2 separate regions of the Homo sapiens genome follow, and region 2 is linked to region 1. Evidence: chromatin contacts called from ENCODE Hi-C data. All regions are on one chromosome and are shown on one strand. Each heading gives the region's core, a stretch centred on a gene start or an enhancer-like site at or near the end of the contact. The rest is flanking DNA. Distances are from core to core; before and after follow the strand shown. Region 1 has its middle 21 kb from the start of PLCXD1. Region 2 overlaps CD99 (CD99 molecule (Xg blood group)).

Region 1 (4,783 bases), core at 2,068-4,567:
CATCGTGACCCCCCAAGACCGCCTGGGATGGTACAGCCGGCCCCTGCAGCACCCCCTGCATCCACCCCCAGAGCTGGGCTCTGCTGCTGGGACCTGACTGTGGCCACTGCCCTCCCAGGGTAATCGGCGGTGGGGGGTGAGCATGGGGATTCCACAGACCATCCCGGTCTTCCAACCCTAACCCTGGCCCCTGGCCAGCCTGGGAGACGCTGCCTGACCTTGCAGGTCCCTCTGACCTGCTGACTGTGGGTGTCCACACCTCACCTCACAGAGCAAACAGGAACCACACACAGGGAAGCTTCCTCCCTCCATTCCTGTCCTCAGGTCCCTAAGGGCCCCTGGGGGGCTTCCAGCTGCCAACACTGCAATGGTGTATGGGTATGGGGGTGGGGAGCCCTTGAGGGACTCCCAGGGAGGGGGTCTCTAGTTGGGGAGAGGCTGCGAACCCCTAGGGGAAATGGTGGAGGCTCCCACATCCATGGGGTGGGTGTGGGGGTGTCTGTGTGAACCAGCTCATAGAGACCCACCCCATGCTCAGTGCCATTGGCTCAAAGGTGCAGCAGGAGGCCCCTCTGGTGACGTGAGCCACCCGGGCACCCAGCTGGGCCCCCACAGGGCTGGGCTTGCCCCTCATCTCAGCAACCTGCCTCATCTGTCCTGAACCTCAGCGTGGTCACCCGTGAGGTGGGAGGGGACCTGCTTGGGAGCCAGCAGAGGGTCTCTGGGACCTGCCAGGCAATGGCTTTGCACACACGTCACCTGCATGCATGGTGCATTCAGGAGAGAGCACAGGCCGTCATGAGAGGAAGGGACACACAAAATGTGCTCTGTCCACAGAGTGGAATAGTATGCAGCCATGAAAAGGAACGGGGTTCTGACACATGGTCTCCTTGTGGAGTCATGAGAATGTGCTGGAGCTAAAGAGAGGGGGGTAGCTAGAGAGAGGTGGGGTAGCTACAGAGAGGTGGGGTAGCTAGAGAGTGGGGGTAGCTAGAGAGGGGGATAGCTAGAGAGAGGTGGGGTAGCTAGAGAGAGTGGGGGGAGCTAGAGACAGTGGGGGTAGCTAGAGGGGGTGTAGCTAGAGACAGTGGGGGTAGCTAGAGAGGGGGATAGCTAGAGAGAGTGGGGATAGCTAGAGAGGGGGGGGTAGCTAGAGAGAGGTGGGGTAGCTAGAGAGGGGGATAGCTAGAGAGAGGTGGGGTAGCTAGAGAGGGGGATAGCTAGAGAGAGGTGGGGTAGCTAGAGAGGGGGATAGCTAGAGAGAGGTGGGGTAGCTAGAGAGGGGGATAGCTAGAGAGAGGTGGGGTAGCTAGAGAGAGTGGGGGTAGCTGGGGGGGGTAGCTAGAGAGAGGTGGGGGTAGCTAGAGAGAGGTGGGGTAGCTAGAGAGGGGGATAGCTAGAGAGAGGTGGGGTAGCTAGAGAGAGTGGGGGTAGCTGGGGGGGGTAGCTAGAGAGAGGTGGGGGTAGCTAGAGAGAGGTGGGGTAGCTAGAGAGGGGGATAGCTAGAGAGAGGTGGGGTAGCTAGAGAGGGGGATAGCTAGAGAGAGGTGGGGAGTAGTTAGAGAGGGGGATAGCTAGAGAGAGGCGGGGGTAGCTAGAGACAGTGGGGGGAGCTAGAGACAGTGGGGGTAGCTAGAGGGGGGGATAGCTAGAGAGAGGTGGGGTAGCTAGAGACAGTGGGGGGAGCTAGAGACAGTGGGGGTAGCTGGGGGGGGTAGCTAGAGAGAGTGGGGGTTGCATCTGACAGTGAGTGTTTGTGGAAGAGAGAGCAACTCCATCTGGAATGCTGATCCACCTGTTCACTTCTGACCAACCGCTGCTCTGGGAAGGTCTCTAAGATGATTTTGCTACTTTCTCCAATGTGACCTCAATAGCCTGGACCATAAACCCTGCCCTGGGGCAGGTGCACGTGGCTGTCCCTGAGGCACCTTCCCTGACCGTGAGGGCCCCCCTCCCTCCCACCAACGTTTTCCTGCATATTCCTCCCTGGGGTGAAGCCCTGGGTCTGCAGGGACGACCGGGATCCACTCTCCTCGCAGACACGGCTTCTGTTCTTACATCTCTGCTAAGTATTTCTTTCGGAGAATCTGGATTAGTCAGCTTCTTCCTTCAGCTCTCAGCTTCCTCGACCTCCGGGGTGTGGTTTGCACAGACCCGGCCCCTGCGGAAACAGGTGCTAAATGCTAGTGAATGGACCCATTAGAATAGTTAATTCTGGCCGGGCACGGTGAAAATGGTTAACTGTGGCCGGGCGCGGTGGCTCACACCTGTAATCCGAGCACTTTGGGAGACCGAGGTGGGCGGATCATGAGGTCAGGAGTTTGAGACCAGCCTGGCTGAGGCAGGAGAATTGCTTGAACCTGGTGTAATGTGAAAAAAAAACCAGTACGAAGCACAGCTCACAAGGCCTTCCCCCTTTAGGCTTAGAACAATAGCGGGGCGCAGTGGCTCACGCCTGTAATCCCAGCACTTTGGGAGGCCAAGGCAGGCGGATCACGAGGTCAGGAGGTCGAGACCATCCTGACTAACCTGGTGAAACCCCGTCTCTACTAAAAATACAAAAAATTAGCCGGGTGTGGTGGCGGGTGCCTGTAGTCCCAGCTACTCGGGAGGCTGAGGCAGATAAATAATTGCTTGAACCCAGGAGGTGGAGGTTGTGGTGAGCCGAGATCACGCCACTGCACTCCAGCCTGGGCGACAGAGCGAGACTCCATCTCAAAAAAAAAAAAAAAAAAAAAAAAATGAAGCCTGCAATCCCAGCACTTTGGGAGGCTGAGGCAGGTGGATCACGAGGTCAGGAGTTCAAGACCAGCCTGGCCAAGATGGTGAAACGCCGTCTCTACTAAAAATAAAAGAAATTAGCCAGACATGGTGGCGGGTGCCCGTCATCCCAGCTACTCCGGAGGCTGAGGCAGGAGAATCGCTTGAACCCGGGAGGCGGAGCTTGCAGTGAGCCGAGATGGCACCATTGCACTCCAGCCCGGGCAACAAGAGCGAAACTCCGTCTCAAAACAGAAAAAAATATAGGGTCTCAAACCACACCTCATGAAGCCCAGGGATGGGCTTTTGGGGTGGGCCCCACCGTGAGGTATGTGGGTTTCAAAGCAGTTCTCTGGGGGCACAGAGCACCTTGGGAATCAGCAGGGAAAATGGATCTGGGCAGGCTCCGGCCCTGACATGGACCTGGGGTTCCGGGGACCCCTCTTCTGGGCCAGCCAGGCCCCCTTGCGCCTGTGCCCCTCTGGCGACGTACCCCGGCCTTTGCAAGCTGTGTGCGCTCTTCCCACCACCTCCAGGCGGTGCACGGCGTCTGCCTGGGACGAGGACTCCAGAGGCTTCTGTGGAATCTGCCGCTGCCTTCCAAGGCCGGCACCTCCTGCCCCTGCTATCCTTTGACCTTGGGGTTCCCGTCCGAGCCACGGCTGTGACCTCGCGCCCCCAGGAGCTGGCTTTTCTTTATCCTCCTTGGTCTTCCTGTCACCGCCCAAGGGGCTCACCTCGCCGGCTGCGTGGACAGAGTGATTTATCACTACCACAAAGCTGCAATCCCAGCCGGCTGCGTGGGAGGCCGGAGTTTCCTTATTCCTCAAATCCGTCTCCCCAGAGACCCTGGGACTGGAGTTTTTCAGGATAATTTGCTGGGTAGGAGGTCAGAAAGTGGGGAGTGCTGATTGGTTGGGTCAGAGATGGAATCACAGGGAGTCGAAGCTGTCGTCTGGCGCTGAGTCAGTTCCTGGGTGGGGGCCGCAGACCAGATTAGCCGGTTGATCATCTGGGTGGTGCCAGCTGATCCGTCCAGTGAAGGGTCTGTGACATATCTCAGCACTGATTGTAGGTTTCACAAAAGCGATGTGAGCAGGAGCAATTTGAGGAGGGTCAGAAACTTGCAGCCTCCAGAGGCCAGAGTCCTAAACCATCATTTCTAATCCAGGGGATAATCTCTTAGTCCTGTAAACACGGCCTAGTCCCCAGGCAAGAAGGAGGTTTGCACTGGGAAAGGGCTATTATCATCTTCGTGTCAAAGCTAAACTATAAACTAAGTTCCTCCCAAAGATAGTGTGGGTGACACCCATGAGTGAAGAAGGACAGCTTGGAGACAGCTTGGAGACAGCTTGCAGACAGCGTGGAAGTTCGAAGCAAGACGGACTCAGTGAGGTTAGCTCTCCTTCACTGCCCTAATGTTCTCACTTACAATTTTATCAGGCCGGGCGCGGTGGCTCATGCCTGTAATCCCACCACTCTGGGAGGCTGAGGTGGGAGGATCACAGCGTCAGGGGTTTGAGACCAGCCTGGCCAATGTGGTAAAACCCCGTCTCTAATAAAAATACGAAAACTAGCCGAGTATGGTGGTGGGTGCCTGTGGTCCCAGCTACCCAGGAGCTTGAGACAGGTGAATGGCTCGAACATGGGAGGCGAAGGTTGCAGTGAGCCGAGATCGCGCCACTGCCCTGCAGCCTGGGTGACAGAGCGAGACTCTGTCTTAAAAAAAAAAAAAAGAAAGAAAAATTGTTTTTGCAAAAATGGTTTCAATCTCAGGGAGTAGAGCCCTTTCCTGTGGGACCCGCCTTGCCCAGCTCCCTAGCTCCCTCCCTGCCCGGCCACCCTGCAGGATGCCAGGGTTGGGGGTCTCTGGGGGTTACCAAGGAGGCCCACCTGTTCCTGGGGGCTGCCTAGAGAGCCCCCACCCACGGGGAGCTGAGGGCCTCAGAGGAGGAGCAGAGACTCCAGTTCCTGCTAGGGTCAGTTGAGGTTATCTGTAGTTAATTTTTATCTAAAAAGTGAT
Region 2 (4,698 bases), core at 1,369-3,868, 2.4 Mb after region 1:
CTAATTTTTGCATTTTTTGTAGAGACGGGGTTTCATCATGTTGCCCAGGCTGCTGTTGAACTCCTGGGCTCAAGCAATCCTCCCACCTTGGCCTCCCAAAGTGTTGGGATTATAGGCGTGAGCCACTGTACCCGGCCACCTATGTATAATTTTCAAGCTAAGAAGACAGAGAGACGAGTTTAACTATTGCTACAGACATGAAGCCCTTCCCTTTCCATAGTTTGCTAGCAGAGAGTGTTTCCAGGGCCCGGCGGCCACTATCACCCACTGCGTTCATAGCTTTCCATGGGGTGAACAGATTGCGCTGGACTCAGCGGTTAAATCTAAAGTGTAGGATGTTTGGTGAACTCGGAGTTCCTTGCACTTGTCTGTGATCTGGCACATTGTGTTTTCTGTACTCAGATATGCAGTCACTGGCACACATCCTGTTACTGACGGGAAGCTGGACCCAGCACTGGAGTATTTCTGAGACTATGACACTCTGGTGTATTCCTGAAACTATTTATGACACTATTAAGCTCTTTTCTGTAATTTTACAATATGTTTGGTAAGATCTCAGCGCCAGATTTTTTTAAATGATGTGTTTATTTCTTTTAATTGACAAATACACATTGTATGTGTTTATGCGGTTGCACATGGTGTCTTGATGTATGTATCCATGGTGAGATGGATTTAAATATGCATGACCTCACAGACTTTGCAGCACTTTTTTGTGTGTGGTGAGAACACTTATTCAGAATGGGCTCCTTTAGTCGTTTTCAAATATTCAAGCCATTGTTACTAATTGCAGTCGCCATGGTGTCTCTGAGCTTTCCTGAAGTTATTTGTCCTGTCTCATGGACGCTTTGTGCCCTGTGACCGATCGTCTGCCCGGTGTTAAATGACACATCTTGAAAAAGAGGACAATACTTCCAGAGCGATTCGGTTTTATAGCAACAGAAAAGTAAGGGTGTTTTGACCATTTGAATAAAATAGTAAAATGAAATGTATCAGCTGCCTCCTGCTATTCCCACACAGGAGGACTTCCGGTGCTTGCTCCAATGTGGAGGCATTTTCTCTTGCAGCATTCTGAGCTACAATTATCTCTAGGCTGGGGACCCTTCCCGAGGCCCCCCAAACCTGGAATGAAAGTTTTTAGGGTCAGACCATGTGACTGGTTCCACTCGACCTCCAAAACGTTAAAAAGAAAAAAAAAAAAAGAGCCGGGCGCGGTGGCTCACGCCTGTCATCCCAGCACTTTGGGAGGCCGAGGCGGGCGGATCACGAGTTCAGGAGATCGAGACCATCCTGGCTACCACGGTGAAACCCAGTCTCTACTAAAAATACAAAAAAATCAGCCGGGCGTGGTGGTGGGCACCTGTAGTCCCAGCTACTCGGGAGGCTGAGGCAGCAGAATGGTGTGAACCCGGGAGGCATAGCTTGCAGTGAGCCAAAATCGGGCCACCGCACTCCAGCCTGGGTGACACAGAGACACTCTGTCTCAAAAAAAGGAAAAAACAAAAAACAAAAAACGCTTTGCCTTTGCTTGGCATCAGAGGACTCAGCAGCAAGTAAAGAGCACACACGTGCCCTCTGCACCACCTCCTCCTCCTTTTCTACAATGTCCTGAAAGTTTCGTGTTTAGTGGGCTTTGGAAAAGGGTGTGGAAAACCAGCAGGAGCAGATGAGTACTGGAGTGGCCAGCAGCAGGTGTGAACACCCTGGGGTGATGCTGGGGCTGAGTGAATTGGACATTTTTCAGCAGGGACACCCAGGCCAGTGGCGGGTCTTCATCCTCCCACCCTTAATGGAGATGAACGGCATTATTGAGAAAGCTGCAGGCACACACAGAGCACTGCTTAAATGATGTCCCTGGCTGCTGCTGTTACTATGTAATGATTGTGTTATTCTTATGAAAATCTGAAAGTTACAGGAATCTTGGAACTGCCTAATTTTTTTTAATTAATTAATTAATTTATTTCGAGACAGAGTCTCACTCTGTCGCCCAGGCTGGAGTGCAGTGGTGCGATCTCGGCTCACTGCAACCTCCACCTCCCGGGTTCAAGCGATTCTCCTGCCTCAGCCTCCCAAGTAACTGGGACTACGGGCGTGCACCACCACGCCTGGCTCATTTTTAATTTTATGTGAAACACCTGAATGATGTGATGATGGGGTTTAAGATAACCCAAGTGTTCGGGCGCGGCGGCTCACATCTGTAATCCCTGCACTTTGGGAGGCCAAGGCAGGCAGATCACTTGATGCCCGGAGTTTGAGACCAGCCTGGCCAACATGGCGAAACTCCATCTCTACTAAAAACACAAGAATTAGCTGGATGTGGTGGCACATGCCCATAGTCCCAGCTACTGGGGAAGCTGAGGAAGGAGAATCACTTGAACCCAGGAGGTGGAGGTTGCAGTGAGTTGAGATCATGCTACTGTACTCTAGCCTGGGCAACAGAGCAAAACTCTGCCTCAAAAGAAAAGAAAAGAAAAGAAAAAAACAGCAAAAAGAGAACCCAGGTACTGGCTCTCCTCCTGCGTTTGCCCCGGTTGAGTGCATTCCTGCATTAGTGCAAGCCTTAGTCACGTTGCAGAGGAACTCACACACCCCATGTGGCCTCGGGGACTTCACTCTGGGTTCGTCCTGTTTTTTGAGTTGCCTGGCTGATGAGAAAAAGTAAACATGGTTTGAATCAGTAGAAAGTGTCTTGTCAGACTGACTCATGCCATCTGTCGTCCGTTCCGCCTTGCCCTGATGAGCCATTACCCTGTCCCGGAAACATCTGGAGCTTTGAGAGGGCCGGGTGGAAACAGCAGTGGCAGTTGGGGGTTCTGCTGAGGGTCTGGTCTCTTTGCAAATTTGCAGAGAGGCTGAATGCCGTAAACGTGCAACACAGGCACCTGAGTTCTCCACCAGGCTCCTTCTCTGAGGGCATGGTTGCAGCTCTTGCTGGGTGGGTTTTGTTGGTGTTTTCTTCACATTTGTAGCCCCGGAGGTCGTTTTCAGGAGCAAAAAGGCAAGTGGGGGTGTCTGCTGTGAGCCCGCAATTTCCTGCCTACCACCTGAAAGCTCAGGGAATGTGATGAATTGGGAGATGAATCCTAGGCAATAAAGAGAGCAGTGGACTGAGTTAGGAGACGATAGCTTCATTTACAGAGATTCCTTTACTGACTGATGATCATTGATTGGGTTTGCTTCCCCATGAGGCTTCAAGCCAATAGCACGTGCATTTGCATCCATTTATATACACCTGGGGGACTGCCTTCCTCACACACACCTGGGGGACTGCCTCCCTCACACACACCTGGGGAACTGCATCCCTTCACATACATAGGGAACTGTGTCCCTCACACACCTGGAAGATTAGCCTCAGAGGTGTCTGCAGTACCAGATTCCACCAGGGAGTGAACGTCTGATTATGGGTGATTCAGGGTGCCCACGTCTATATGAAATCGAGAGCGGGTCACCTCCCTTTCCTCCCTACTCTCTGTGGGGTGGTGTTTGGGGAGCTGTCTTAAGTGTTAGTCACCCGAGGAGAAAATGGTGAGGGTGGGACTCTGTATCTGGGAGAAAGGAGACCTTGGAGGCAGGGGACAGACTGACAGAGCCTTGAGCGATGGAAGCTGAGGTCGAGGGCCCAAGGTCGATGATAGAATGCTTGGGGTTGTCTCTCCTCTGGTGTCCTTGTCCTTCAGGCATCCTGGAGTGACATTGAAATTGTTTCAATTAAAAACTGTAGAAACAGCACAGAGATAAGAATGGAAGACAAGCTCCAAGTGCGGGGCTGAGGCGAGTTCTCCAAGGACTAGGGCTAAGGGCAGAGGGTGGGAGAAGGGGAGAAGGGCGTGAGGGGCATACTGTGTCCTTTGCCACCCACTCTCAGACTTGTTGTCTTGGACCTCCGTCGGCTGAGCTTGGGGTCCGGGGAGCAGTGGGTTTGGACACTCAGTGGTGACGTCAGCCGTAGTCCTGAAGCAGAGGGGAAGTTGGCAATCCAGGCTTGCCTGGGGGTGACACTGGTGGCGGGAGGGCCTGTGCCCTCCCCTGTAACTGGGTTTGTGTGGGGTCCATGGGGGCATTGGGGTCAGTGGAAGGAACATGAAGTGAGCCAGAGCATCGTCACTGTGGCCTCTGAGGGCAGGTGGAGCAAGAAAAGGAGGAAGCTTCTAAGTGACACCTGGTCCCAGCTCAGTGGCTATGACCAGGGAAGTCATGTGGAGGAAAAGGCTGGTGGACTCTGAGGGTGATGGAGGAGGATGGGAGGGGCAAGCTAGGCTGGGGAGGTGGCAGGCCATGGACACACACCAGACAGACACACATGTGCATGCACACATACACAGGCACATACATGCATGCACACTCATGCCATGCATATATGCATGCATGCACACGTGTGCACCCACACAGCAAGTCACATGTGCACGTGAGCACACATGAAAACACACAAGCACATGCACATACTCCTGCAGTGCACATGCACACCCATATATGCATGCACACAGGTGTGTGCTCAGATAGCACCCTCACACATATGCACACAAGCACACAGGCAAACACGCAGACACATGAACAAATGCACATATATATTCATGCAGTGCACTTGTGCACATATACACATGCAAACAGGTGTGCATTCAGCACACTCACAATGCACATGAAAACACGTGTGCACACACATGCAGTGCAATACATATATGCATGCACATGTGTGCCCACACC

Evidence for each region. Hi-C counts contacts between places; a loop is a spot of excess contacts on that map.
Region 2: a map with no recorded cell type shows a loop between it and region 1 (13-fold over the local background). The contact joins two enhancer-like sites. A Hi-C loop is called at or near these places in 2 of 37 single-sample maps with no recorded cell type.

Annotation. Positions count from the first base shown.
Region 1 is chrX:257,999-262,781 of GRCh38, forward strand. No RefSeq gene overlaps it. Among named protein-coding and RNA genes, the nearest start is that of PLCXD1, 21 kb to the right of the region's middle. Within about 2 kb of position 3,318, at least 7 of the 41 ENCODE cell types and tissues checked have a DNase peak (open chromatin) inside an H3K27ac peak, as active enhancers do.
Region 2 is chrX:2,704,878-2,709,575 of GRCh38, forward strand. The region is part of intron 1 of CD99 (CD99 molecule (Xg blood group)); the gene reads left to right. Among named protein-coding and RNA genes, the nearest start is that of CD99, 16 kb to the left of the region's middle. Within about 2 kb of position 2,619, at least 25 of the 41 ENCODE cell types and tissues checked have a DNase peak (open chromatin) inside an H3K27ac peak, as active enhancers do.